Regions from separate parts of the Homo sapiens genome. Here region 1 is linked to region 2. A link is a loop called in an ENCODE intact Hi-C map of the cell type or tissue named here. Cell type or tissue: PC-9. All regions are shown on one strand. Links, peaks and the distances in the headings refer to the core of each region. The heading gives the core; the rest is flanking DNA.

Region 1 (2,905 bases), core at 296-2,795, 420 kb after region 2:
CTACTTGGGAGGCTGAGGTAGGAGGATCATTTGAGCCCTGGAGGTTGAGGCTGCAGTGAGCTGTGACCCCATCACTGCGTTCCTGCCTGGGCAACAGAGTGAGATCCTGTCTCTAAAAAACCAATAATAAAAAAAGAGAAGTGAGCACATATGTCCATACAAAAACTTATACATTCATAGTCATAGCAGCTTTATTCACGACAGCCCCAAGCTGGACACAACCCAAATATCCACCAAGTGAATGAAAGAATAAATTGGGCTATGATTCCACTTATATAACACCCTCTAGAAAATGCTCACTAATCTAGAGTGACACAAAACAGATCAGTGGTTCCTTGGGGATTGGGGGATGGGAGGGAGGGAGTATGAAGGAGCAAGAGGAAACTCTGGGGTTGATGAGAGCAGAGCACTGGAACTTAAGTTCTCCCTGGGGTGGGGGTGAGGTGCGTGGGATGTTTTAAACAATGACAGGACCTGCAGTTAGAACTGCTGAGGTTGGACAGTGTCATGCGTACCCCACGTTCCAGGAAAGACTTATGTGTCCCTAACTCCAAGTGTGTGACAATGATGGTATCTTCTCTTGATTCATCTTCCCTCATTTCAGTGTTGCTCAACGCTTATTTTTAAACTTATAGCTCCTCCAAGGAACCATTTTACATTTTTTTTTAATTGTCCACCTCCCCATGAAAATATAATACTGGCCAGGTGTGGTGGCTCACGCCTGTAATCCCAGCACTTTGGGAGGCCGAGGTGGGTGGATCATGAGGTCAGGAGATCGAGACCATCCTGGCTAACACGGTGAAACCCTGTCTCTACTAAAAATACAAAAAATTAGCTGGGCGTGGTGGCGGGTGCCTGTAGTTGCAGCTACTTGGGAGGCTGAGGCAGGAGAATGGCATGAACCTGGGAGGCGGAGCTTGCAGTGAGCTAAGATGGCGCTGCTGCACTCCAGCCTGGGTGACAGAGCGAGACTCTGTCTCAAAAAAAAAAAAAAAAAAAAAAAATATATATATATATATAAAATACTGCAGATATACTGTGTGTCTGTTTACGTACTGTGGTCTCCTGGAGGGCCACAAATAGACGTAACAGCTAAGATGTTGGGGGCATCCTAAGAACCAATGTTCATTCCTGTGGGGGCTCTCTTGACCTGTTGAGAAATCATGACTTATTCCCATCAGAAAAAAATCCAAGTAGGCAGGGAAAAAGCAGTATTGTAATGAAAATGTAAAGCTATCTGATTTGACTCTTTGATGGAAGCGTAGTGACACACATAACTGCAAAAAAGTGTTTCGCCAGAGCTATGCATTGATGTAGGTTCATGAAAATGGGAGCCCGAAATGAGGCAAAGGGGTTGGCAGGCAGAGAGCTTTCAACCCAGGCAGAGAAGTGGCAGAGTCTTTTCTGTGCAACTAGAGCTCTCTGCTGGGCATTTCAGGAACATCCTCCAATAAATTGAATGCAGCCCATTCATTTAGCAGCTGTTTGCCCAGCATCCATCACAGGCCGTGCACTGAGAGCTAGGCTTGGGTTTGTGGCCCAGCAAAGTTTAATAACTGGGTCAGAACCACACAGTGGTGAGAAGTCACAATGGCATTCAGAGTCACTTTTCTCTGACTCCAAAGCCCACAGTCCCCTCCTCTGGAGTTCCCAAGCCAGGTTCTTACTGGCTTTAGAGGGGAGTCCCCTCCCTGGCCTCTGAGACAGAAAGGAAGATGAGGGGCAGGTAGGAGTAGGGTAGAAGTTTGGGATATTTAGGGCATTATCACCTGATGATTTCCCTTTTCTCCTAGAAGTTGGAGCAGAAGAGGAGTGAGAATGACTTGGGTTAAGTCTTGCGGTGCTGGCTTTTTGCAAAGGGCTGTTCCACAAAGACTGAGAAAAAAACTGAGGCTCTGTAGAAACAGAGGCAGAAGTGGCAGAAGAAAATCTTGATGCTTCCCCAGTAAATTCCCATCAATTGTAGAGGTTAAAGAAAATGTGGTACATATACACCATGGATTATGTAGCCATAAAAAGGAACAAGATCCTGTCCTTTGCAGGGACATGGATGGAGCTGGAGGCCATTATCCTTAGCAAACTAACGCAGGAACAGAAAACCAAATACTGCATGTTCTCACTTATAAGTGGAAGCTAAGTGATGAGAACACATGGACGCATGGAGGGGAAAAACACACACTGGGGTGGGGGTCAAAGGGCAGAGGTGGGAAGAAGGAGAGCATCAGGAAGAATAGCTAATGGATGATGGGCTTAATACCTGGGTGATGGGATGCTCTATGCAGCAAACCACCACGGCACATATTTACCTATGTAACAAACCTGCACATCCTGCACCTGTACCCCTGAACTTAAAATAAAAGTTGGAAATAAAAGAAAGAGATACTCAGGTAAGACTAAACCACACATGAGGAATTGGAACCAGGGTCCTGTGAGTCTAACTCGCATGGCTCAGGAGGGTTGGTTCCCCTAGGGAGCTGCTCCTTCCTCTTGGTGCAGTGTAGACAGGGTGTTAGGAAAGAGCCCCAGGCTCACTGAGGATGGCCAGGAGTAAACCTGCCATGGCTCTAGAGGTCCCCAAGGCAGGCAACGGATGAGAGCAAGACAGTTTCTCACTCCAAGCGCAGCAAGCAGCATGTGCATCTGCAGAGCTGCGCTGGTTTCCCTGCCCTCAGGTCCCACAGGCGACGCCATGGGCTCGGATGGATGCTACCCACTCCATGGGCTGCCGTGAAGCTGTGGAACTCAAGGCCAAAGGTTCAGCATACTTTGAGAAAGCAGCAAACACTGTGGCAAGCAGCAAATAAGCCAGTCTCTCCCCTAGGGAGCAAGCAGTGACACAGGAAACACACGGAGGTCTCCTCACTCAGTGTACAGGGGCCTGCGTGACTAGCTGCTAGTTGTTTAT
Region 2 (2,905 bases), core at 242-2,741:
CGCACCATTGACCGAAACACAGGAGCGCTATCGACATGTGCCGAATGAATGAATGAATGAATGAATGAGCCCCAGGTGTTTAGGAGACCCTAACAGAGGTGCCCCCGTTGTAGGGACGACTCTCACCTGCAGATGGCCTCCTCAGGCCCTTCGGGTGGCACTGGGGAGCCCAGGGCCTCCCAGCGAAGTGGCCAGATTCAGGAACCCTTCGCACAGCGGGCACTAGGACCCTGCGCGGCGCCGCGTCTCGCGGGGGGCGGGCGGGCGGAGGGGGTTGGGGGATCCGCTCTTTCTCCCTCCTAGAGCCTGGTTGCAGCCACTTGTGCGATCCCGGACCTTGCCGCGGCCGCCTGGCTCCTTTCCGCGCCATGAGCCGCAGGTTCACGGTCACCTCGCTGCCCCCCGCAGGGCCCGCCAGAAGCCCTGACCCAGAGTCCCGCCGGCATTCGGTCGCAGACCCCCGCCACCTCCCGGGGGAAGACGTCAAAGGTAGAGGCCGCAGGGGGCGGGGCCTGCCAGGGCCGGGCGGGACGAGGGGGAGGGGCCGGGGCGGACCGTCTGTTGAAGGGGGCAGGGCCAAGACCGGGGGCGGGGAGGGGTCCCAGCCCTAGGCCTGAGAGGGGAATGGAGCCAGGACTAGGAAACCAAGGGGCCGGGGCCGCGGAACGCAAAGTGTGGAGGGGGAGGGGCCAAACGCGAGGTGGGCGTGGCCACGAGGGAAAGGGGTGGGGCCAGGGAAGGGGTTTGGACGGAGGCGAAGGGGGCGGGTCTGGTGATGGAAAGGCCGGGGTCAAGGTGGAGAGTAGGCCGTAGGGCACTAAAGGGGCGGGGACATCTCGAGTAGGGAGCGGGACCAGAGTGAGGAGGTGGAACTAGGGAAAAAGGGGGCTGTGTGTTGAAGGGGGATGGTCAGGAGCCCCTAAAGGGGAGGCGGCGGGACTAGGTTGGTTTGGGGTCAGGAAAGGGCGGGACTAGTAGGGAATGAGTTGGGCCAGGAGGATGGGAGTGGGGCCTGGGAGGGGGGTGGGGTCGAGGGCGGGAGGAAAACTGAGTCAGGGTTGCCGAGGCAGGTGCCAGGTCAGCGGGTCCTCGGTGCCTGGCGGATCCTCCAATCCTCTAGCTCCCTGGAGGCTTAGCGGACAGCGACTGGGGATCCCGGGAAGGAGACGGGAGGCAGGGAAGTTAGTATGGATCCTGGGCAGCGAGATTCAGGGAGGATGCCGTAGGGTCGCTGATCCCGACTCTTGGGGACCCACTTAGCTCCTTGTCTGCTCGAGCTCCGTAAGGGTTGGGAGGAGCCAGCTCAGGCGGGGTTGGGGGCGTCTTCCTCGCGGGCCCTGTGCAGGGTCTTGTAATGGAAGTTACACGCAGGGCACAGAGTATAGGGGAGGGGAAAGATCCTTCTGGCCTTCGGTGGAGAAGTAGCATCCTGGGCGCGTGCACAGTCTCCCCTCAGGGGGCACTCATCAGGGGTCCTCTCCCTGGCTCTGAGGCCCTCGGGTCTGGAAGGAACAAGGCGAATCGGCTTGTAGTGGCCCCAGCGAGGGGAGGAGGAGGAGGAGGAGGAGGAGGAGGAGGAAGAGGAGGAGGAGGAAGAGGAGGAGGAAGAGGAGGAGGAGGAGAAGGAGGAGGAGAAGCCTCCCCAGACCGCCAGGGGTCGCTGCCGAGCCGCAGGTGAGCTCGCCCCGAAGCAAACCCAAGCGCCGAAACCCCTAGAGTAACCCTTAGGGGGTTATCTGGCGGACCTCCTCATTGTACAGATGACCAAATTGAGGCCTGGAATTCCGAATGGCCCCAGTCCCGGGAACCGAACGCCTCCTGGTTGTGGCCACTTGGATTTCTTGGGCTCCTTCCACTCTTCATCTTTCTCATAATCTCTTTTCTCATTTTCATGAATGACCTTACCAGCCTCCCAGATTTGAAAGTAAGAAATTCTGGAGCCATTCTCAACCCTTCCTTTTTTCTTTCCAGCAAATCCAACTGATCCCCACGTCTTGGCCATTCACCTCTGAAACTTATCCTGAATCTGGCAGCATCGGTCCCCCCTCTGTCATCATCGCCCTGCTCCAAGCCTCACATGGCCACGACCACATCCTCTCCACTGGCCTCCCTGCCTCCAGTCCTTCCCTAGCCCTCCTCCACAGAAGCCCCCCATCACTTGCAAAATAAAGGCCAAAGCCTTAAGTCTGTCATTCTCTTTCCTCATTTGCTTCTGGTGTTCTTGTCCACATTCATTCTCCCACCTCCATCAGCCAGGAAAACTCCTATTCGTTCTGTAAGTTATAGCTCATTTAACCTTTTCCAAAAACCTTTTCAGTTTCCTCTTCGGCCCACCCACTGCACCCTTAGTGCACATGTCCCGGTGGATGGCAGTCGTTTTCTTTACTTATGGGTATCCTCCATTGGAACATCTCAAGGACAGGGACCATCTCCTTTATCTTTGTGTTCTGAGTTCCAGACCCAGAGCCTGGCACTTAGTAGGTGTGTAATGCTCATAAGATGAGAGGAGGGTGGCTGTGGGATCCTGCTTCTCTACCCTTGCCTTCTCTTCTCTCGCTCCTCATCCCCTGGCTTAGGAATAAGACGGCCCTCTCTCATGTCCCAAGGTGATTGCTGTTTTCCCATTCACACTCTCAGATGCCGGTACTCACACTACTTCGCTGGGGTCGAAGTGAAACACAGCCCCCAAGCTTTGGGTGTGCAGGTGTGTATGAGCCTGGAATGCTGTGTGCTGTGGCAGAGGCTGTGTGTGTGTGTGTGTGTGTGTGTGTGTCTTGTGGGAGGAGCATCCCCCATTAGTTTTGATGACCTGTGGGGTGGTCAGTGACTCACTCAGTGCTTCTGTGTGTCACTATATTGCCAGCACGTTGAAGGGTGTGCTGATGTGTACATTTCTGTGTCTATC

Evidence for each region. Peaks named below come from ENCODE experiments on the same cell type or tissue, not always from the same donor. Only the 100,000 strongest peaks of a DNase experiment are listed, where the experiment ranks them.
Region 1: a loop joins it to region 2, with 24 times the contacts of the local background. A loop is called at or near these places in 5 of 110 quality-filtered maps.

The regions. Positions count from the first base shown.
Region 1 is chr20:46,436,923-46,439,827 of GRCh38, forward strand. All of the region lies in intron 3 of LOC105372633 (a long non-coding RNA gene), which reads left to right. Among named protein-coding and RNA genes, the nearest start is that of ELMO2, 32 kb to the left of the region's middle. RefSeq lists an enhancer at 1,327-1,386. In PC-9, for the core only: CTCF peaks have their summits at 1,440 and 1,640; a DNase peak (open chromatin) is centred at 1,379; H3K27me3 peaks cover 1,438 bases.
Region 2 is chr20:46,021,398-46,024,302 of GRCh38, forward strand. SLC12A5-AS1 (SLC12A5 and MMP9 antisense RNA 1) reads right to left here and starts at 676. Exons shown (of 3, transcript NR_147699.1): 1 at 127-676. It also overlaps a transcript of SLC12A5 not described here. RefSeq lists silencers at 187-346, 367-726. In PC-9, for the core only: CTCF peaks have their summits at 293, 1,663 (motif pointing right) and 1,867; a DNase peak (open chromatin) is centred at 724; H3K4me3 peaks cover 1,607 bases.